Regions from separate parts of the Mus musculus genome. Here region 1 is linked to region 2. The links are chromatin loops, found by intact Hi-C in ENCODE. Cell type or tissue: left cerebral cortex. All regions are shown on one strand. Each heading gives the region's core, and the rest is flanking DNA. Links, peaks and the distances in the headings are about the cores only.

Region 1 (10,944 bases), core at 1,790-9,789, 53 kb before region 2:
CAGGCAGTGGGGAGAAACCCAGCATGGGTGCTGAGAACTGAAGGTTAAGAGAGGTCTCTGCTGTTGCTCCGTTAAGAGCAACAGCAGAGCCCTGCGTGGTGGTGCACGCCTTTAATCCCAGCACTCAGGAGGCAGAGCAGGCGGATTTCTGAATTCAAAGCCAGCCTGGTCTACAAAGTGAGTTCCAGGACAGCCAGGGCTACACAGAGAAACCCTGTCTCAGGGGAGGGGTGGGGGGGGGAGCAACAGCAGAGACCTCTCCACCTCTCCAGGCCTAAGGAGCCTGCTATTGTCTGGTGCTAAGCAAAAGACAGCCTTGAAGGACACCTTCTCTTCAAGCAGCCAGAAGCCTTGGTTCTCTGCTTGGAGCTGGGTGGGGCCGGGGTGAGGGGTCCCAGACAGTTGAGATCAACAGTCCAGCCGGTCTAAAGCCAGTCATCGTGTGTGTTCTGCTGCCACCTGGTGGTCAATGCTTGCATTTCTTCCCTAAGCCACGGGTCAAAGCCGGGCTTCCAGTGGGTCGATACACCACTTACCCACTGTATCTGTAGACCTAAACTTCTTTTGCAGCGGCGACTGGTAGGTGGAGGCACGCGGGGCACACCACTTGGGACAGCTCTCGTCGCTAGAGGCGCGAGGGGCACACCACTTGGGACAGCTCTCATCCACCGCTTCTTCTCTCTCCCCTTTCTCCTCGTGGGGCAAGCCATCCTTGAGAGCCAACTGAGGCGCAGCTGGTCTCTGAGCCTGTGCGGGGGTGGGGGGTGGGGTGGTCAGGACTCTTGGTCTGTGTCCCCTCCTCCCAAAACCAGAAAGAAAGGAAGACAGGAGGGGACCTGACCCCACTGACCTTGGCCATGGCTGACTTCTGGAGCTGCTTGTACAAGCCAAGGAGATAGTTCCACGGGGTGGACCCCACCTTGCAAGAGGACGGCTTGAGGTCTCCTGTGAAGGTAGTGACATCTGAGGTTGACAGAAAGTTGATGGGCGGCCGGTCTCGGAGGGAGGGGGAGGGGAGAGGCACATAGCTCAGCACGGGTATGTGAACAGGAGTTCTCACTCTCCACCACTCAAGTCCAGGGAAGCCAGCTCAGGTCTCAAGCTTGGCAGTAGTGTTCTTTACCTAAAGACCGATGGTGTGTCCCCTGGTCTCATTACTTTCTGTGATTTTGTTGTTGCTGTTCTGTGTTCTTGAGATACCTCACTGAAGGCTGGCCTTGAACTCCTGACCTTCCTCCTCTGCCCCCTGGGATCCCAGATGTGGGCTGCTATGCTTAGCTTTGTTATGGCCATTACTTTCTTTCTTTTAAAAGTAACTTCTTTTTTTTTTAAGATTTATTTATTTATTTATTTATTTATGTATTTATTTATTTATTATATGTAAGTACACTGTAGCTGTCTTCAGACACACCAGAAGAGGGCATCAGATCTCATTATGGGTGGTTGTGAGCCACCATGTGGTTGCTGGGATTTGAACTTCAGACCTTCGGAAGAGCACTCGGGTGCTCTTACCCACTGAGCCATCTCACCAGCCCCTAAAAGTAACTTCTGTTCTTCTGATGTAACTGTCCTCTCCAAGGCTTACTGCCTCCATTGGCTAACATAGGCTTAGTCCTCTGTACAGTCTAATCTAGGCCTAGGATGTTTTCAGCCTCTGAGACTTGCTCACCCTTTCTAGTCCTTTCTGAGCTCTGGCTGGCCAGTCAACTCAGCTGTTCTGGCTCAAACTCCTCTCCAAGATGACTGATCCAATCTGGCTTCTCTCTCAGCCTCTGACTTCTTTCTTCCTGGGCTCAAAATATGGCCATCTGTTCTAATCTTCCGGTTCCTTCTCATTCTCTGGTCTGTCTGTCTGTCTGTCTGTCTGTCTTCACTTCAGTCTGGCTTGTTCTCTCTTCAACCTGTCTCTGCACAACTCTCCCAGTTAAAAATGCCTCCTTCTCTCTCTCCACTGCCCCTCAAGTAGCTTCCCTTTCTTCTCTCTTCTCTGAGTTGGGCAGATCCCATTCTGTCAAATCTTTCTCTGATTCATCACTTTGTCTGCCACTCAATGAGACATCACTTTCAAACATGGCTGCTTCCTTCTACAAACTCACTTTACCTTCACTGTTTGGGAGTAAAGGCCTGTGCTGAGGATATGTCTGTATTGCACTCAGAGGGAGTAAAGGTATGTACTAAGGTGTTGTCTGTATCCCAGCCAGAGGGATTAAAGATGTGTGCTACAACTGAGTCACACCACAACCAGAACCAGGTTTTTTTAAAGCTCAGTAAATAAAACAATCTTGGGGTTCATGGTGTGATCAAATATCCTGCAGCACAGCACCTTGAAGAAGCTGGGCTAGGCTTGAACTCAGTTCTCTTGGGCCCCTTTAAGTGCTGGGATTAGAATGAGTCGCAGCACGGTGCCTACTGTGTACCAGGCCCTACTGTGTGCTCAGCCTTCATCTAGCCCTTGATACCTCACTGATCTTTAGATGCCTCAGAGGCCCTTGTTGCCCATGTCCATTTTATGGGTGAGGAGAGTAGGCAGAGATACCCAGCAATGCTCCTCTGTCACATGACACGGCGTGGAGCAAGTGGGGTTCCAACCTCAGATTCTGCCTCATGCCCTGCTGGGCTCCTGCCCCACCCCCACCCCCAGAAGTCTTAGAGGAGAGGCATCCATTTCTGCTCCCCTCCCCTCTGCCCCTCCCACCTGCATCCTTACCAAACTCAATTGGGCAGTGTTCATCCTCTTCCTCCTTGATGAAGGCCCCAGGGGTGAGCGCCAGTGGTCCCGGAACCCACTGTAAGCATCCTTGTTCTGTCTCCAGGGCCTGGCCAAAATGCTCCCTAAACCCAAAGCCACAGTCAGGTGGGGTCAGGGGACACCCACAAATGTGGCCTGACTCTACCTTGAGTCTCTCCACGGACCTGCTCTGTTCCCTGGGATAGCTAACAGAGGGGTTTCCCTACCACCTCTGGGGGACATAGGATGTGGGGAGCTAGGCACCTTCCAGACAGGGAACTGCTGCTAAGACCAGTGGGAGAGAAAGCCAGGCAGGAAAGTAGGGGTACAGGCTGGAGCAGAGCCTACTTCAGCGTACTTCTGTCCAGACTCTAGTGCACCCTTCCTAGCCTCTAGGATATTTTCTTTGGTTGTTCTTTGTTTTTTCAAGACAAGATACCCCTCGGTGTGGCCCTAGCTGTAGACCAGGCTGGCCTCAAATGCAGAGATCTGCCTGCCTCTGCCTCCTGAGTGCTGGGATGAAAGATGTGTGCCACCAATGTGTTTTGTTGTGCTGGGGACTAAACCCAGGCCTGGACCGTGCTAGGCAGGCGGTACTCCACTCTGAAGCCACACCTCAGTTCCCAGCCACTCCTCACACAGCCCTGTTTGCTGACCCTCCCTCCCTTGGGACCCTTAACTGTCCCTCATGGCTTTCACTATTCAGGACCCCTTACCCCAGCCCATTACAGCTGTGGGCTTCTAGTCATGGCCCTCATGCCTGCATCCTCCTTCTGTTCTAGCTAGATCAGGCTACCCCACCAGCCCTAGCACCAGCAGCACCAGCCCCTCACCTGTCTGAGGCCCCGGAGACCTCCCCTACTGGCTCCTCCTCCTCTCCTTTCTTCTCAGGTAGCTGCTCCAGAACCTCCCAGGTTCCTCTGAGAGGAACTGATGTTACCTCAACACCCTGGGCCCTTAGCTTCGGGACATCCTTGGAGGTGAGGGTCTGGGACCCTGAGTCCCCAGTGCCCAGCTCAAAGGCATCATGCCTCGGGTTGGAGGGAGCTGCAGAGAGAACCCTGGGCGGGGGCTCCCTCTTCCCATTAGAGGAAGCTGCAGAGTGGACCTTGGCCCGGGGCTCCTTCCTCCCACGACCTCCCTGGTGGCCCATCATTGGGGAGACAACATCTTGCTCCCATGAGGAGCTGGGCTGGCTCCTGGTCAGGGGCTTGTTAGTGCTCTTAGAACCGCCCTTACTCCCCACCAGGTTTCGGAGAAAGCGCAGCATGGAGGAGCAGCCTAAGATCCGTGACCGAGGGGTCCGCGCCGGGGCTGCCATCCTGAGTGGGACCCCGACTCAGGGAGAAGCCATGGCAGCCAGCCCAGGACCAACTGCTAGCAGAAACCTCCAGTTGGAAACTTCCAGAAGTTCTAGAAGGCAAAGAGGAGGTGGGGGTGGGGGGAGGCTATAACTGGAGGCTGGTGGGGGGGGGTCTACTGGAAGGAAAGCGGGTAGAGGGGTAGAGGGAGCTAGCCAGGGTCCAGCTCAGCAGGTCTCAGAGGAAGGCTGGAGATTGAGGGATGGTGAGACATAACACAACAGCACCCACAGGCTGTGGAAGCCTGGCTGAAGGCAGATAGGGCGGCCGGGGGGGGGGGGGAGGAGGGTGCACACGCTGAGAACAGGACATCATATGCTCCTGTCTATCCATAAACTCCTGTTTACTCTGGGTTTGAGATCAGTCCCTGCAGCTGCCAGGCTGCAGGGATCTAGGACAGCACAAATTCTGAGCTGCCCCTCCTCCTCCTCTTCTTCCTCCCCTTCCCCCTCCTCCTCCTCTCTTTTAGGGTGTTAGTAGCACAGGCTGGCCTCTATTTCATGATCCTCCTGCTTCAGCCTCTTGAACGCTGGGACTGCAGGTCAGCTCATCCTGGTTTTTGTTGTTGTCTGTGGTTTGCTTTTCACTAGAGGGAGAAGATGGAAGAGGAGGCCCGGGAATCAGAGACAGGAAAGGCAGAAAACAGAACGCTTTTCCCCTTGGCTGGGACAGGGCAGGCAGGGGAGGCTGTAGCTGCTTCCAAGCCCGGCCGAGGACCTTCCCCTAAGCAGCAGCCTCCCTGAGCGCCTGCATCCGGCGGCCACCGAGAACTTCCTCTAGAGGGAGCTGGTCATTGCCGGGAGCTGGGACCTCCTCTATGGTCACAAAGTCGCGAGGTTTCCTGGGCCAAGAGGCAACCCGAGGCGGCATCCAGCACCATGAATCCACTGATACCAGTTCCTGCCAGTCAGGCCTGAAACCTTGGCCCCTGGAAGCAGCCAGCAAGCCCTTCGGGGTCTTCGTCTTTGCACGGCTGAGCCATCCCACATCTGGAGCAGAGTCATTCAGGTACACGGGCAGCCAGTGCCAAATCCCACCGTCCTAATCCTGGGCAATTCTGGCCCAGGGTGGGGCAGAAACCTCCATCGGCAACCCGGTGAGGAGGGAGGCCTTGATGTGGCTTCCCTGGGAGGTTCTGAAAGGGAAGCTGCAGGCATGGTTCACACAGGGCCTCTGGCTATACATCAGAAGCGCCCCTTCCTGCCCGGTTCTGGTGGCCCTGGACTTTTATGTGGAAGGAGGGGAGGGTCAAGGTCATGAACAGAGACAGAAATTATACGGTTGATACTCCCTGCTGTACCAGGACACGGACAGTCCTCCCCCAGAATGATTCTAGGTACAGCCTAGTGGTCGGTTGTGAGGAACATGCATCCTGGGCCCAGCCAGTGGACATAATGGGAAGTCAAGGCGACTTGGATGGGGGCCAGGTGGGCCAGGGCAGCACTGGCTGTGGAGGGCTTTTCTGAGACTCTTCCTGCTCTCTAACAGTAAGCCTCCAGGGTGGTGTTATTATTACTATTATTATTTTGAGAGAGAGAGATGTGGATGAAGTCAGCGTCCCCTGGCCCTGCTGGCCTGGGATTACAAGGTACCAGGAAGAGCACCCTATCCCGGAAGGAGCCGTTGGGTAGACTATGCCCAGCAGAGGGTTGTCTTGATGAGGCCTGGCTCTCAGGGATGGCAAGAGGAGGGTCTGTCTGCTCACCCTGTCTCCATCAATGAAGAGGGAGGTGAAGGGGAGCCGGCCCTCCCCCACCCCTTTTCAAAGAGTGCTTCCTGCAGTGATGGAGGTGGCCCACATAGGGGTGGGAACTCTTGAAAGGGTGCAAACTGAAAGTGAAAGGTCTTGCCTCAGGAACTAACCGAACTCTGAGACAGGTCAAAGAGGAAAACGGGCTTGGGTGTGGCTATAACACCAGCCAGCCAATGGCTGAGTCAGGAGGATCAGGGATACAAGACTTTCCTCAGGCTGCCTAGAGGGAACCTGTCTGAAATGAACAAATAGACAGGTAGGTAGGTAGATAAATAAACCAATAACCAAAGAAGACAGCACCAAAGAGTATGGTGTGATTTGGCACACTGTGTGCTGTAGCAGTGAGGTACACTGGGGAGACTGTGAGAGACCCCAGCTCACTTCCAAGCAGTGGTTGGAAGGAGAGGTGCCCTGGGGACAAACTGTGAAATAAGCCCTGAGACTTTGTCTCAAAAATAAAAAATTCTGGGCCAGTGAGATAGCTCAGCAAATGAAGGGGCTTGCAGCCAAGTGTAACAACCCAGGTTCTATCTCTGGAACCCACATGGTGGAAGGAGAGAACCCATTCCCGAGAACTGACCAACTACCCCTAACCTTCACACACGTTCACACACACACACAAAACCAACCATATGAGGTCCTCTGGCCAGCAGAGCCAGGGGACGCTGACTCCACCCAGATCTCTCTCTCTCTTAATAATAATAATAGGAATATCAATAATAATACCACCCTGGAGGCTTACTGTTGGAGAGCAGGTAGAGTAGTACATATGTAGTGTGTGTGTGTTTAATATATATGTTAAAAACAAAACAATCATTCTGCCAGACAAATGTCTTTCTCTGGCCACGTGGCCCAGGTAACCATTTCTTTCTGCTCCTATTTTTCCAATCTGTAAAGCAGGCACAGGCACTGGCCATACCTGTGTTATGAGTATTTTCTTTTGTTCCTTCTTTCCTTTTTTTCTTTTTTTGAGACTATATCTCACTACCTAGCCTTGGCTGGCCTGGGACTCCATATGTAGACCAAACTGCCAGGATTCTCCCAAACACTAGAATCAAACCATGTCCCATCACACCCAGCACGAACGGGAATTTTCAACACACAACACACAGCAAAGTTCTCCTAAGTGGCCAGAGTCCATGGTAGAGTTTGCTGCCCAGAGGCCCTGTTGGAAAACATTCATGTCCCACCTGGGAGGTGCCAGGCTGAGGAAGGGACCGGCAGCCTCAGAAACCCCAGGAAGAAGGACAACACACACACACGCACACGCACACGCACACGCACACGCACACGCACACACACACACACACACACATACCAGTCTCTGAAAGCAGCTTCATGCTGTCCGGGAGTGACTGGAAAGAGCTGTGTCTATGTCGCAGCCTTCTCAAGACCTTGACCTCGCCTGGTCTCTGCCTAGCTGCCTCAATGGTCCTTGTGTTTCCCCTGAAGGGGTGCAACCAGGTGCTGAATTCAAATTGCTCCCAGGAGATACCACCAGGCCCTCAAGGTGGCAGAACTTTAGTCCCAGAGGATTGCAAGGTCTTCCTGTCAGTTGAGGAAGTGGGGTGCCCTGCTCTGTGGTAACCAGGGCAACACTCTGGGGTTAGTCTCCATTTTTCCTCCTTGAGACAGGGTCTCACTGTATAGCCTTGGCTATCCTCTCTGGAAGACCAGGTTGGCTTGCCTGCCTCTGCCTCTTAAGTACTGGGATTAAGGTCACACATCACTACCCGCGCCTCACCTCTGCTTTCTCTCACCTGTCTCTGCAGGTGACAAGTGACGGTGGTCTCCACCAAGACCTGAAAAATGGCATCTGGACAAGGACCAGGTCCCCCGAAGGTGGGCTGCGATGAGTCCCCGTCCCCTTCTGGTAAGAGCCTCCTGCCCCTCAGAACCTCATTAAGTACAAGACTTAGAAGTACACTGGACTGGTGTGCGCACATGCGCATGGTGTGTGTGCGCATGCATGCGCATGGTGTGTGTGCGCATGCATGCGCGTGTGTGTGTGTGTGTGTGTGTGTGTGTGTGTATGTGTCACAGGGGCAGGCAGAGGGAGGGAGGGAGGGAGGGAGGGAGGGTTAGAAGAACCCCGCCTGGCTGCCGCAGTGGAAGAAAGGAGGAAGTGACCTGGCTTCTTACAGTCAGGTCTGTGGACAGGGAATGGCATTATCATGAACTCTGGAGAGGAAGTGAAATGGCTGACCTTTCTCTTCTCTGAAGTGGTTGGGCGTGGAGATCAGGCTGGTCCCTGGACTTGGGGTTCACATCCCAGGTCTGTGTGAGCCGGGTGTGGTAGCTCATGTCTGCAATCCCAGGTCGGTCAGTCCTACAGAACGAATTCCAGGTCAGCCTGGGCTTGAGTGAGGCAGACTAAGACCCTGCCTCAGAACAAAACCACCAATCCCTACAGTGCTTGTGGGCGCACACCTTTATTCCCAACGCCAGGGAGGTGTGGGAGGAGGATCTCTATGAATTTGAGGCCAGCCTGGTCAAGGCTAGCCCATCAAGTTCCAGGCTGGCCAGGGCTACGTAGAAGAACCTTGTCTCAAAACAGTGAAAAACAAGCTATTCTCCTTTGACTTTTGAGGCAAAGACTCCCCAATTTCAACTTGGTTCCTCCCATTTCCTATACTCCAAGGCCTCGGGTCCACATCCCACCCAGACAGCTCAGGAGCCCTGCAGTGAGAATTCTGGTTTCTTACAAAATCCAGTTATAGCTGGGCAGTGGTGGCGCACGTCTTTAATCCCAGCACTGGGAGGCAGAGGCAGGCGGATTTCTGAGTTCAAGTCCAGCCTGGTCTACAGAGTGAGTTCCAGGACAGCCAGGGCTACATAGAGAAACCCTGTCTCAAAAAACCAAAAACAAACAAACAAACAAAAAACCCAAAAAGACAAAAAACAAAAACCCAGTTACGTGGGTCGGAGAGATGGCTCAGTGTTTAAGGGCACTGGCTGCTCTCAGAGGTCCTGAGTTCAGTTCCTAGCAACCACATGGTGGCTCACAACTCTCTGTAATGGGATCCAATGCCCTCTTCTATCGTGAAGGCATATGCGCAAACAGAGTACTCATATATATGAACATAAATCTTGAAATTCATTTTTTTAAAGTTATGTTATGTGAATATGTTTTCATTTGAATCCCAGGTGTAGGATAAGGGGCTGCTTCACTCCGTCCCTAGCTGCTAACTAGGATTGTCTTGTGCTCTGGGGAGATGTGATTTTTGCCAGCTGCAGATAGTTTAGTTCTGGGGACTCTGGAGAGGTTATAAATTCGAGAGTTCTGCAAGAGAGTCTGTGGCGGCGGCGGCAGCTGCCCCCCTTGTTACTGCATTTGCTACTGTTGGACTGCTGGATATTCAAACAAGGAAGATTGGACCTGCCCCAAGAAACCCACTGACCCTAATCAGTTTGAAGTAACCTATAGAAGGCTACATCCCTTTCCACCCTAATTCCTTTCAACCCTCCAACATTAGGTAGGAGAGAAAGAAAGTTAGACAAGAAAGGGGGCATAGACCTCTTTCAGTCAACAAAATACACTACTTCCTGCTGGTCAGGGTGGTTGGGTTCCTTGGGGAAAGGCCAATCTTTGTCGTCAGGATATCCAGCAGTCCAGGGGTAGCAAACGCAATGAACCAGCAGCAGCTGCCACAGGCCCTCTTGGGGCTCTCCAGAGTCCCCAAAATTCATCTATCTTCAGCTGGCACAAGTCATGCCCCACTAGAGCAGGAAACTTCATGGTCAGCTGCTGTGGACAGTCTGAAGAAGCCGCCCATCCCACGCCTGGATTAAAACACAAGCATCCATAGAGCCCAACTCGGGGGTTAAAGAAACCAGAACTCCCACCACAGAGCCCAGTTCTGGGCTGTCATTCTGCAACAGGCTCTTCCGAAGAGCAGAACCGAGAGCGGGCAGAGATGACAAGGGGACTTGTTTGATTAGGATCCTGGCCGGGCCCGAGCTGTCCAGCGAAGGCCATCTACATGCTGGGGTGGCCAAGAACCTGGCAGCTGCTTGGTCACAAGGCACAAACCCCAGAAGTCCCAGTCTGGTGTCAAAGCCCTGAAGGGTTCCTGGACAGCCCTGGGTCTCTGCACAGCAGAAGGCTGGGGCAGCTGGGTGCTGATAACAAGGAAAGCAGCAACAGCGAGATGCAGTACTTACCCACAGGCAGTGGGGTGGATGGGCATGGGGGAGGGCAGGCAGTGGGGGAGGGCAGGAAGTGAGTGTAGACAGGTATGTTTGGGGAGGGCAGGCAGTGACTGTGGACAGGCAGTAGGGCAGTGACTGTGGACAGGCAGTAGGGGAGGGCAAGCATTGGGGGAGGGCAGTAAGTGTGGGCAAGTGGGTGGGGGAGGGCAGGCAGTGAGGGAGGGGAGGCAGTGGGGGAGGGCAGGCAGCGGGGGAGGGCAGGCAGTGGGGGAGGGCAGGCAGCGGCACTGCAACTGGAAGGTGCGCTCACTGTGAGGAAGGCCCTCCCTTCTTCAGTCTTTCTGGCAAACACAGTAGGACCTGCCCAGAGGTGACTCTTACCAAGCTGACAACCAAGACAACAAACAATTCCTCCCAGTTGTCCAGGCCGCATGACCCCTGTATACATGGCTTAGCCCCCCACCCCCACCCCCGTGCCTCAGTTTCCCCATCTGTAGGCTGGAGCTCCCTCATGTGCCAGGACTAACTCTCATGCGGGCTGAATGCTCACATGGGGGTGAGAGTGGGGGTGGGGATGCGTCCAAGGAGGGTGCTTGGGACAGCTTGCCTTTGCTGACCCCCAGTTCTGATCTGCAGAACAGCAGGTTGCCCAGGACACAGAGGAGGTCTTTCGAAGCTACGTTTTTTACCTCCACCAGCAGGAACAGGAGACCCAGGGGGCGGCCGCCCCTGCCAACCCCGAGATGGACAACTTGCCCCTGGAACCCAACAGGTAAGCTCCAGCCTTGGGGTACAAGTCCTGGGAGCCCTATCAGACCTTCAGACAGGGCTAGGTGGAAAGTCTGCCCCCACCCCATGGAGGCGCCCCTCTGCCCTGAGCCCGGTTCCCAGTGCAGAATTCCAGCTCTCTGACTGATGCTCATCCCTACAGCATCTTGGGTCAGGTGGGT
Region 2 (10,944 bases), core at 1,755-9,754:
CATCTCCTTGTGTGTTCTCACTTCAAGTGATACACACCTGACACAGGGATGAAGGTATGGGATGACGTGACTATGACTAACACTCCTGTAAGCACAGGGAGGGAAGTACATGTCACACAGCAGGTCAGGGGTCTGGCAAGATGGCTCAGTGGACAAAGGTGCTGCTGCTGAGGCGGACAACCTGAGTTTGAGCTCCACACTGATGTGGCAGAAGAGGACTGACTCTGCAAGCTGCCCTGACCTCCACACGCAAGCAGCATGCACACACACACACACACACACACACACACACACACACACACACACACACAATAAATGCAATAAAACACACACATATACAGTTTAAGAATATATGCCTTGTATGTTAACAATGATTAAGGAGTCAAGATAAGGGTCACATGACCTCTTGATTTTTGCCATGAAGGACATAGGTAATTTATCCAAGTCACTTTTCATGAAAGCACCTGATCTCTTGGGGTGCTGTTTTGAAAAGGGATCTGGCAAAAGTTTCTTTTCTTTTTGTCCTTACAGTGTTGTATAGCTCAGGATGTCGTTAAACTGGGTTTTAAGGTGACTTTGCTGACACTGACTTTGAATTGCTGCTCCTTCTGCATCACCACGCTCAGCTCAGCCCAACAATCTCAATCTATACTTGCAGTTTTGTTTCTATTCTTCTTATTTTTGGCTTTTCGAGACAGAGTTTCTCTGTGTAGCCTTGACTGTCCTGGAACTTGCTCTTTAGCTACACTAGTCTTGAACTCAGAGATCTACCTGCCTCTGCCTCCAGAGTGCTGGGATTAAAGCCACGTGTCAACAATGCCTAGGTTATCTTTATTAAATTTTCATTTATGTGTATGAGTGTTCCTTCTGCTTGTATATCTGTGCACCATGTGCATGCCTGGTGCCATAGGAGGCCAGAAGAGGAAGTTGGGTCCCTTGGGGCAAGAGTTATAGGCAGTTGTGGGCCATCATGTGGGTGCTGGGCATTGAACCTGAGTCGTCTGTAAGAGCAGAAGTGTTAACTGTCACCTTTCCAGTCCCAATTTAATGTTTCCACACAACTAACAGGTAAGATTGCTGAGGGGCTCAGCAAAGATGTGTCCAGAACAAAAAGACATTATCAGGTAATGATTAAACACAGCATCTGTCTCACAAGATAACCAAGTATTATAAAGATTAAAGAGTGTCAGGCACACCTTTAATCCCACCACGCAGGAGGCAGAGACAGGAGGATCTCTGTAGGTTCCTGACCAGCTTGGTCTACAAATCAAATTCCAGGACAGCCAGAGACTCTCAAAACAAAACATTAACCCTGCCTTAAAATTTACAGGCCAAATGGAGGTAGCTGGGCAGGCTCAACCTTTCTTCAATACTCAAGTATATGCTACATATACTGAGGTGTTTTGCTGTGCTAAATTGAGACCACATGTAGACCCAGTGATACCATGTGGCTTTGTTCCCCAAGTTATCCCTGACTGATGAATAAAGATGCTGACAGTCAACAGCTGGGCAGAACAGACATGGGTGGGGTCTATAGTTCCTGGGCTTGGAGTCAGGAGAACGATGAAGTGAGAGAAGAAGGTGATATAGAGGAGAAACTGCCATGGGGGTAAGAATCTTAAAATAACGGCCATGTGGGTTGGCTAACTGGAATTAAGAGCAGCAGAGACGAAACATGGCAGATTATATGAGATTACTGGCTGGGAAATAGACATAAGAACATAGAGGAGATCTGCCTAGCTCTTGTGCTGGCTGATTAAGGCTTATTATAAAGGTTGCGTGTGTGTTTTATCTGGGAACTAAATGGTTAAAGAAAAGGTAGAAACCCTAGTTTTGGGTTAAAAATTTCTACAACATTGAGGTTCTAAGGTATCCCAGATGGGTCACAGGTGGAAAACTGTCTTCAGTGGGTCTCTGCTGAACTATACTCACGCTTCCCTCTTCTACTCGGGACTTAATTTCCTTCAAGACTGCAGTCACACTGAGGCATAAGATGCTCTGGCTGAGGACAGGGATGAACCTGAAGGCTTATTGAGATTTACTTATTTTGTGGACCTTTTGTACTTGCTAGGCAAGCATCTACCACTAACTCACATCCTCAACCCATGCCTAAAGTGGAAAGTTCTGGTTTCTTTGGCGGCTCAGTTGTGTCATGTGATGTTTTTCTGGAAACTGTCTTATGTGGAAGGGTTTTGCCGAGGACATGTGGTGTTTTTCTGGAAGCTGACTGGGAAAAGGGCATGTGTTTTGCTAGAGCAGATACTTAAGAGGACACATGTCACTCGGGAGGCAGAGGCAGGCGGATTTCTGAGTTTGAGGCCAGCCTGGTCTACAAAGTGAGTTCCAGGACAGGCAGGGCTACACAGAGAAACCCATGTTTGGAAAGGGTAGAAATAACCCAACAGGCCACAGATGACTGTGTGGCATTGGCTCACCTTGCCACTCTTTGCTGGTCTTTATTGGGCTTTGCTGATGCTGGTCTTCACTGACCATGTTGAGGCATTGGTTAGCCTTGCCTTCTTTGCTGACCATTGTTTGTTATGAGTTTGTAGAAACACACCAAAGAACTTCTGGTAATTCTTGCCGCATTCCATGGACTCAGGGTGATTGGCAGAGCCTCATGGTTTCTTCTGGATCAAACTGTCATTGTTGATTCATGAATGGTGTTTGTGAGTGGATCGAGCTCCTGCTGCTGCTGCTGCTCCCTATGAACTGAACTGGCAATATCCTGATAATGAAGAATGGAATTGCCCAAAAGAACGATTGATTTCTTTTGCTTTCGGGTTTTTTTTTTTTTTTTTTTTTTTTTTTGGTTTTCAAGACAGGGTTTCTCTGTGTAGCCCTGGCTGTCCTGGAACTCACTCTGTAGACCAGGCTGGTCTAGAACTCAGAAATCCGCCTGCCTCTGCCTCCCAAGTGCTGGGATTAGAGGTGTGCGCCACCACCGCCTGGCAAGAACTATTTCTAAACAGGCCCACGTCCCTCCTTTGCCCTGTTAACCTTTCCTCTCCCTCTAGTGGTGGTGGGCTAGAAGGGAGGTTAAAGTGTGTAAGAAACCTTATTAAAGTAAGTTTTGAAAAATCTAAGCCTGAGAAACTTATTTTCAGTCCAGTGCCACAAGATCAAGACTCAGCTGGGTTTGTAGCTCACTTGTGAGATTCGTAATTCCAAACGTGAGGTTTTGGATTCAATCTCCAGCACCAAACCAATCAAACCAATCAAACAAAACAAAACAAAAAACCCAAGACACTAGGTGATGATGACCCACACCTTTTAATTCTAGCACTTGGGAGGCAGAGGCAGGTGGAGCTCTGAGCTCAAGGTCAGCCTAGTGTACAGAGTTCCAGGACAGCCAGGGGGATACAGAGAAACCCTGTATTGGAAAACCAAAATAAATAAATAGATTTATTAAAATCTGTTCTGTTTGTGTTTTCTAATGGTGACTGAGCTTGTAGCCCTGGACATGTAATGAAAAATCAAACACACAATCTGTACTTCTTGGATAATCATTAAATCTGTCTGTGTTCTGTGAAACCTATATAAATAAAGAGGCACCTGATTGCTAGTCAGTCAAGAGCTGTGAACCACATGGACCACCCATGCCTGACTCCCTCCCTCCTCTCCCCCACTCCTCTCCTGTGCAGGCTGCCCTGCTGCCCCCAGCAGGTTCTCTCCTTCCACCATGTGGGTTCTGGGGAGCAAACTCAAGATGTCAGGCTTGTCAGTAGGTGCCCGTGGAACCCTCTGTTCAGCCCAAAACCTGGGTTTTTTTCCGTGAGTGCTAGGATCTGAACTCAGGTCTTCATGTTTGAGCACTGAGTACTCTTACTCACTGAGACATTGTTCCAATGAGGGAAAACCAGGGGCTCGCACACTGCTCTGTTCTAAGTATTTATAGAATAAATCAAAGTGCCATCTAACATTATGCATACTGCCAGAAATTAGGAAATAATTTAAGCTAATATTATGTGACCCAAAGCCTTTCAAAAAGTGGACATAAACCTGACATGTCAATATGTGCTTGTAATCCTAGTATTACACAGGCTGAGGAAGGAGGATCCTGAGTTTGTGGCCAGTCTGGGCTATATAGTAAGACGAGATCTCGACAAACCAAGACAGAGAACCAAGCAGTAGCAGCAGGTCAGACTCTGAGACATAAAGTAACTCACCTGAGGGTCCTCAGCAGCAGCAGGGCCTGCCCGAGTCCAGGATAGCACTCTCCATGTCAAGTCTCTGATACCAGCTCACTCTTCTCCCATTGATGTAACTGGCTGGGAAAGGAACACACTCATCTCCTGCAGCTCAGCTCTCCTGCAGCTCAGCTCTGCATCTCCACAGCACTCACTCAAGCCAGTCTACTGTCAGTTTAGATTTCAGGGCAGAGTTTATTAACAACCTTAAATTTCCCTTCACCTCCATTCTACTATCTACCCCTCTACCTCTACCAAGTGTGGGTGAAGAAAGCAGTACGGTCCCATTGTAGCTCCTCTGCAGACTTCACCACGTGTGGTTTCAACCCTGAGTTCCTCTAAGCAGGGCGATCTGCTCAGAGAGCAAATGCCACCCTGAGAGCTTTGTAGGTCACCTGCCATCTCCTGAGTTCGTGGGTCATATCTGTCATTGTGATCATAAGCAAGTTATCAGTGGTAGTGAAAGGCGGACAAGGTGAAGGCTGCTGAGGGAATACACTCTACTATGGACTTTCAGAATAGAATATGAAATGCTCAGTTTGCTAAAGTGCTCAAGTACTATTTTTACCCCTAAAGATAGGGTCTCACCATGTGTAGCCCTGGCTGGCCTTGAACTTAGAAGAGATCCACCTGCCTCTGCCTCCTCTGTGTTGTAATTAAATGTGTGCACCACACTTGTTGCATGTTCAAATACATTTTTCTTAAATGTATGAATGCTCTGTCTGCATGTATGCCTGCATGCCAGAAGAGGGCATCAGATCCATTTTAGATGGTTGTGAGCCACCATGTGGTTGCTGGGAATTGAACTCAGGACTTCTAGAAGAGCAGAGTGCTTTTAATAACTGAGCCATCTCTCCAGCCCCACTCAAGTATTTTTAAAAGGATATTTGGGAAAGGTGTATACTGGTGAGAACCTAAAAAGCATCTGGAAAATGACAGAAAGTACAGAAACAGAATACTGCTAACAGGGAGGGAGAAGCCGCTCAGACCTTAGTCTGGCAATTACTTGAGCTCTGAATCAAATGCATTCCTAGTTGGAGACCAGCTCCCTCTCCCCCCCATGAAGATGAAGTTAAGAGTTACTGGGTGACTATGCCCCAACTCCTCTCTCATTAATCTGAGCTCAGCAGTTCCTTCACTGGCTATCAATACAAAAAGGGCCATTTAGGTTAAGTGACCAGAAGCATGATTTTCTAAAGTCTGTCTAAACCTGGACTACCAGGGTGAGACCCATACCCAAGAGTAAGGGGTTCATGACAATATATATAATCTCTTGGAATGATTATACAATCCAGGACTGAGGTGGTGAAGGTAAGAGTCCAGCAGCAGCAGGGGCTATCTTGTCCTAGAAATCACTAGAGAGCACCAGTAGTCATTTGTAAGTCCAGTGGTAAGTGGGCCAGCCCTGGCCCTTGCATAAGTCCCGGTGGCGAAGGAAGAAGGCCTGGACACGGAATCGACGGCCACAATGGGGACACGCATGCAGAGCTCTCGCATGGGTCTTCATGTGCTCTGTTAGATGATGCTTCAACTTGAAACGTTTATTACAGATGCCACATCCAAAAGGGCGAAGGCTGAACGTCAACATGATGTGTCGGTCTCGTTTCGGCTTTACTGCAAACCGTTTTCCACACAAGCAAGCAAAGCACTTCCCATCTGCAGGGGGTGTCCCTCCTAGCTTCACAGGCCCATGCATAGCCTGCCCTGTTCCTCCAGGTCCTCCATCCCCTGACAGGATTTCATTCCCATGAAGATCCACTGGTTTCCACGATGGATCTCCTGCCCCAGACGATTCCCCTCCTCCTGAGGACAGCAAGTATCTCAGCTCCTCCTTCTCCTCAGAGTCCTCTCCAGATAGTACTTTGGTCTTTTCCTTTGTGCCTCTTGCTATCTCCTCCTTACACTCAACGTTTTCCTGATTCACATATAAGATTTGGGAAGCTTGTACAGGAGGGGCAGGAGGATCTACTGTTGAGCTCTCATCCTCTGAAGGCTTGCTGGGAAGAGCAGGTGTAGGCAATGGGTGGGATCCACAAGCTTGGGAAACCCCTCCCGACACTCTCTCCGGCTGAGGAGTCTGAAAGAGTGGAGCTGCTGACCCCTGCTCCTCTTCCTCCTCTACTTTCACCTGAATCTGTAACATTCCTTCTAGTTCACTCCCCTCCCCTCCAGCGGGGCTCTCAGGGAGAACAGAATTCTCTGTAGAAGCAGAGGAGCGTACTGGGTTCTGGAAAGGGGAAGAGCGAATGCACCAGCCTCCTGAAGATGTTGTGGAAATAAGTGTGAGGCTGGAGGCTCTTCCACCGGCTGAAATCCCACCAGACGTTTCTAGTTCTCGAAGAATCTCTGAGCACCGATCTACCACTTGCCACATCTGAAGGCCGCTGGCTACAAGGAGATGGGCAGGGAGGGCATCCAGCGGCAGGTGGAGGCTTCCTGAATAAATGAGCTGAAGCAGTCCCTCGAACGCATCGGCCTCGATGACATTCGGTAAAGTCAGTCGGGGCGCATCCCCCAAAAGCAGCTTGTCATGGAAGTAAGGAGAGGCAGCAGCCAACACTGCTTTGTGAGCCCTAAGTTCCCTGCCCTGAACCAGGAGGGACACATCACAGAACTTTCCCTCCAGCCTGTGGCGGTTCAGGGATTCCAGCAGCGAAGAGCTATGATGAGGGAACTCAATGTGGATTGTCTGTGGGGCTGGGTTGCATCTCGGAGATGAGGATGCGGGAGGCAAAGGAGTCGAAGCATCCATGGCTACCTCGGGAAGAGAAATAAATCCCGGGGAGTCGGGCAGTGCAGGGTTCTATACGGGGTGAAGGCTGCGGAGGAAAGAGACTGGGGTCACACAAGTTCGGGGTATGAGACCTGTCTCAAGCCGCTCGCCACCGACCCTTGAAAACTCTTCGGTGACAAGCTTCTGTATATTAGTTCCGCCCACCAGGAAACCCAACAAAACACCAGGGTTTACACCTCCAGGCCCAGCGGAAGCTAAGGAGGGAAGGGATGGCGCCCCACCTCGCCGGCTCCGGTCGCCCTCCGCCACCGCTCGCCCCTCCTCACCGTGCTCGCTCCGGCCGGCTCAGTGAGCTCCGGCCCCGCGACGTCCCACCGACACGCCCCCACCGCACGCGCGACCGCGTCGGAGCACCTCAACCGCCAGTGCGCCTGGCCGGCCGGAAGCTACCGCAGTTCCGCCGGACGCCAATGCGGCCAGGCACGGAGGGCGGGACCAGTTCTGCAGCCAATGGGAGAGCGGCAGCCTACAAGCCGTCTCCTCATTGGCTGTGCGGACGGAGGGCCGGGGCTTGGGGAGGGCGGCGGAAGTGGAAGGCGGTTCCCTCAGTTCTGGAGTAGCAGTGAGGGGAGCCACGGGCTCCGCAGTAAGGCTTGCTTCCCTCGTCCCGCCGCGCGAGGTAGGTGCTGCTGCCCTCCGCGTGCACGCGGGACAACCGGGTCTGAAGTCTGGAGCGCACGCTTGCTGAGGACCTGGGTCCTTTCCTCCATTTCGCAGAGGAGCGTCCTCACAATTAAGCCCTAAGTCAAGAGGGTCTTGCACAGACCCTGCACTTGGAGTCTTTGGGGCGCTAAAGCGAGTCCAGTGCTGCGGCGGAGAGAGAGCGGGAGTGTGAGTTTCACCAGGAAGACCCTGCGGTATATATTGTTCTCCTGACTGGGTGGTATAGTGTGTAATGTAAGAGGACTGTTCTTTCCAAAAGTAGTCCCTGTCACCCTTCAGGTCGTTCTGGAGACCCCGGGCTAAAAAGTCGGCCCAACGCCGGGGGAGGCAGCACTTAGTCCCAGCACTTTGGAGGCAGGGGCAGGCAGATCTCTTGAGTTCAATCAAGGCCACCCTGGTCTACAGAGTTCCAGGCCAGCCAGAGCCACACAAGGAGACTCTCTGTCTTGAAAATCCAAAAATAAATAAAAGTCAGCCCAGTGATAAAAGAACAATCTCCGTTTATTAAACATGATTTTTCTGTTTCACCACACACTCCAGAAAAGAAAAGAAAAAAAAAAAAAGGAAATGGGCCTGGGAGTGGGAGAAAAGGGGGGGCAGTGGTGGGGGACCAAGAGTCTGGGAGCAGGGGCAGGAAGGAGAACGAGTAAACAAACAGCAAAAAAAAAAAAAAAAAAAAAGAGTAAGAAGATCTTCTCCCTACTCTTAAGGTGGTGGGTGGGGAGGGAAGTGAGGGGTGGGGCTAGGGAGCCAGGAAGCTCTGTACAGAGGGGTCGCCTCCCAGCCCCCCTCCCCAATTATGTACAGTACAAACCCCAGATAATTACAACAGCCAAAGAGGAGGGAGGAGGTTCAAGGGTAAGGCCTGATGGGGAAAGCAGAGGAAAGGGCATGGGATAAAATTTCACATATTTACAACTTTTATATAAGTATAAATTTGGCCCCGGCTGGGTGGGTGTATGTAGAGGGTTAGACCGAAGGAGAGCTGTCCATACAAAAGAAAGATCGAGTCTGGAGTCTGGGAAGAATTCTCAATACCAAACGCAAGGAGTGAAGAGACAAGGCTGGGTAGGGGGCAGCAGTCAGAGAAGAGGGGGTACCCGGGAGGGGTTTCTCCCCTTCCATGGCCTACCCACCCCAAACCCCATCCATCCTACCTCCCCTATACCGCCAGAGAGCTATGTACAGAAAAACACCGAAAAAGCATGGAGCTGGCGGGAGGGAGGGAGACTGGGTGAGGGTGAGGGTGAGAGGGAAGCCCAGCCCTGTCCTACCTCCCCCAGGGGACAGAGTCATGTAAGGGGGCCCCCAAACACCCATCCTCCAACACAGGTCCCCCCATCCTGGGGGAGAGAGACATGGCTTTTCCTAGAGTAAGTTCCCCCCTCCCCATGGGAGTAGAGACAAGAGAGGGAAGGGGTAGAGGGCTGGCTGCATGTCAGGGTAGGGCAGATCAGCTAGTCTGTCCCTCCACAACCCAACACACATGGCCTCCTATACCCTAACCCCCTCATCCAAACCTCAATTCCACCCCACCCAACACACTGGGGGAGGGGGGGGCATAAGCCCCCTCACCCCGCTCTGGGACCAGCCAAGAGCAGATCAGGTGTGGGAAGAAGGGGAGGCAACTCCCATTCCCCCCTTGCCGCCCCCTCCCTGCCCCGGTGGCCCCCTCCACCCCATCTGGGTTCTGGGTGGGGAGAGTTAATGTAAGAGTGGAAAGAGGAGAAGGAGTTTGTGCGTGCTGAGCCCCCCCAGACGCTCCTGAGAAATCAAGGGGTAATAGGGCCCCCTCACCCGGGGTCCCCTCCCCATAACAAGGGGGGGCAGGGGAGGCCAAAATGGGGTGGTAGAGGGGAGTTATAGATTGTCAGCTCTGGTTACTGCTAAAAAATCACCCTGAAGTTGAAAGTTTGGAGGTGCCACACCCCCAGTGTGGGGGTGAGGGTCTGTCCCCCCAGTGCTCAGGGGAACTATGAGGCAGAGGACAGGGATAGCACCCCAGAGTGAAGGGGTCTGTGTGGGGTAGGTGGTGTACTGGGGTGAAAGAGGGCAGCTGAGGGTCCCACTCTCCCTCCTAGAATGGAGTAGTGGGGTCGGCAGATGGGTGCCCCAAGGAGGCATTAAGGGAGACAATCCCGCTGTCCCTTGGCGACGTCCAGTCCTGGTGGTTGGTGATGTTCCAGGGTGGGGTGCACAAGGAAGGAGGTCTGTGACGCTGGGTGGGCTGGGGTAGGGTGCACAGGGAAGGAGGTCTGTGATGCTGGGTGGGCTAGTGGTCTGCGGTGTTCCGGAACTCGCCGTTCTCTGTGATCTGCAGCCGGGGTGGGGGGGGTGGGGCTGGGGGGGCCAGGCCGTTCCAAGGTGGGGCCAGCGTCACACGCGGGTTTGTTGGACCCAAGGGGGGAAGCTGCCTCTCCTGCAAGACACCAAAGAGGAGAGCGCGGACTTATTGAGACGCTTCGCGGGGCCAGGATGTGGCCCCAAGCTGTGCTCACCCAAACCCAGCCCAGCCACAGCCATGTCCACCCTTCTCCTGTTTGTTTCTCACCTCCAGGAAACCTCACCCCAACTCCTACCAGGAGCCTTTGAACCAGACTTACACCAGAAAACCAGCTCAAAACCTGCTAGCTCTCACCTTCCCTCCAATATAATGCCCACTTCAGGAACTGTTACCCCCCCCTCAGCCCCACTTCCATGGAGCCCCCTCCCAGCACCCTCCACCCCAGGCAGGAACTTCCCAGAACGCACTGAGGAAACAGAGGAGGCAGTACAGTAAAACCTCATTAGTGCAAACCCCTACAGATCTGGAAGTTTGTTAATAATTTGAACAAAACCAGGACTTGAGTTTTCCTTTATCTGTGAAAAAAAAAGACTGTACTAAACAAATTGGTGGAAAACATGTCTGTAGGAGGGGACTTAACCTATGCCAGCAAACAGACTTCATTCTGTATGTGTGCTCCCTGAGGGCCTGTGTGGCAGGAAGCCTTGTGCACAGAGTTCTACTTACTGTGTTTGAAAGACAGGCATTTCCCTAAATAGACGTTGTCATTCAGTTTTGTCAGCTATCAGAGTGGACCTTTCAAATATAACATCCCAAACTAGGTTTGACTGTAGTGGAAACAGGAAGGGATTTGGGAGGTGATGTGGAGCGACATCTTGTAGGAAGACTCCCAATATTAGAGCAGTGGCCCTTGCCTTCCTAATGCTGCAGCCCTTTAATAGAGTTCCTCATGTGGTCACCCCAACCATCCAATTATTTTGTCGCTGCTTCAGTACTGTACTTTTGCTACCATT

What was found. Hi-C counts contacts between places; a loop is a spot of excess contacts. Peaks named below come from ENCODE experiments on the same cell type or tissue, not always from the same donor. Only the 100,000 strongest peaks of a DNase experiment are listed, where the experiment ranks them.
Region 1: a loop joins it to region 2, with 2.1 times the contacts of the local background. A loop is called at or near these places in 6 of 42 quality-filtered maps.

The regions. Positions count from the first base shown.
Region 1 is chr17:27,022,564-27,033,507 of GRCm38, reverse strand. Bak1 (BCL2-antagonist/killer 1) reads left to right here and starts at 4,881. Exons shown (of 6, transcript NM_007523.3): 1 at 4,881-5,097; 2 at 7,615-7,715; 3 at 10,631-10,766; 4 at 10,926-10,944. The coding sequence starts at 7,652. Ggnbp1 (gametogenetin binding protein 1) reads right to left here and starts at 4,249. Exons shown (of 6, transcript NM_027544.2): 1 at 3,562-4,249; 2 at 2,708-2,832; 3 at 851-945; 4 at 537-747. The coding sequence starts at 4,049. In left cerebral cortex, for the core only: CTCF peaks have their summits at 4,866 (motif pointing right) and 5,583; DNase peaks (open chromatin) are centred at 4,869 and 5,435; H3K4me3 peaks cover 1,643 bases; H3K27ac peaks cover 1,985 bases.
Region 2 is chr17:26,969,621-26,980,564 of GRCm38, reverse strand. Syngap1 (synaptic Ras GTPase activating protein 1 homolog (rat)) reads right to left here. Exons shown (of 19, transcript NM_001281491.2): 19 at 8,131-10,066. The coding sequence ends at 9,920. It overlaps Zbtb9 (zinc finger and BTB domain containing 9), which reads right to left and starts at 7,386. Exons shown (of 2, transcript NM_001005916.2): 1 at 7,251-7,386; 2 at 4,362-7,009. The coding sequence starts at 6,942. The coding sequence ends at 5,563. In left cerebral cortex, for the core only: CTCF peaks have their summits at 3,004 (motif pointing left) and 4,934 (motif pointing right); DNase peaks (open chromatin) are centred at 6,940 and 7,462; H3K4me3 peaks cover 1,974 bases; H3K27ac peaks cover 1,883 bases.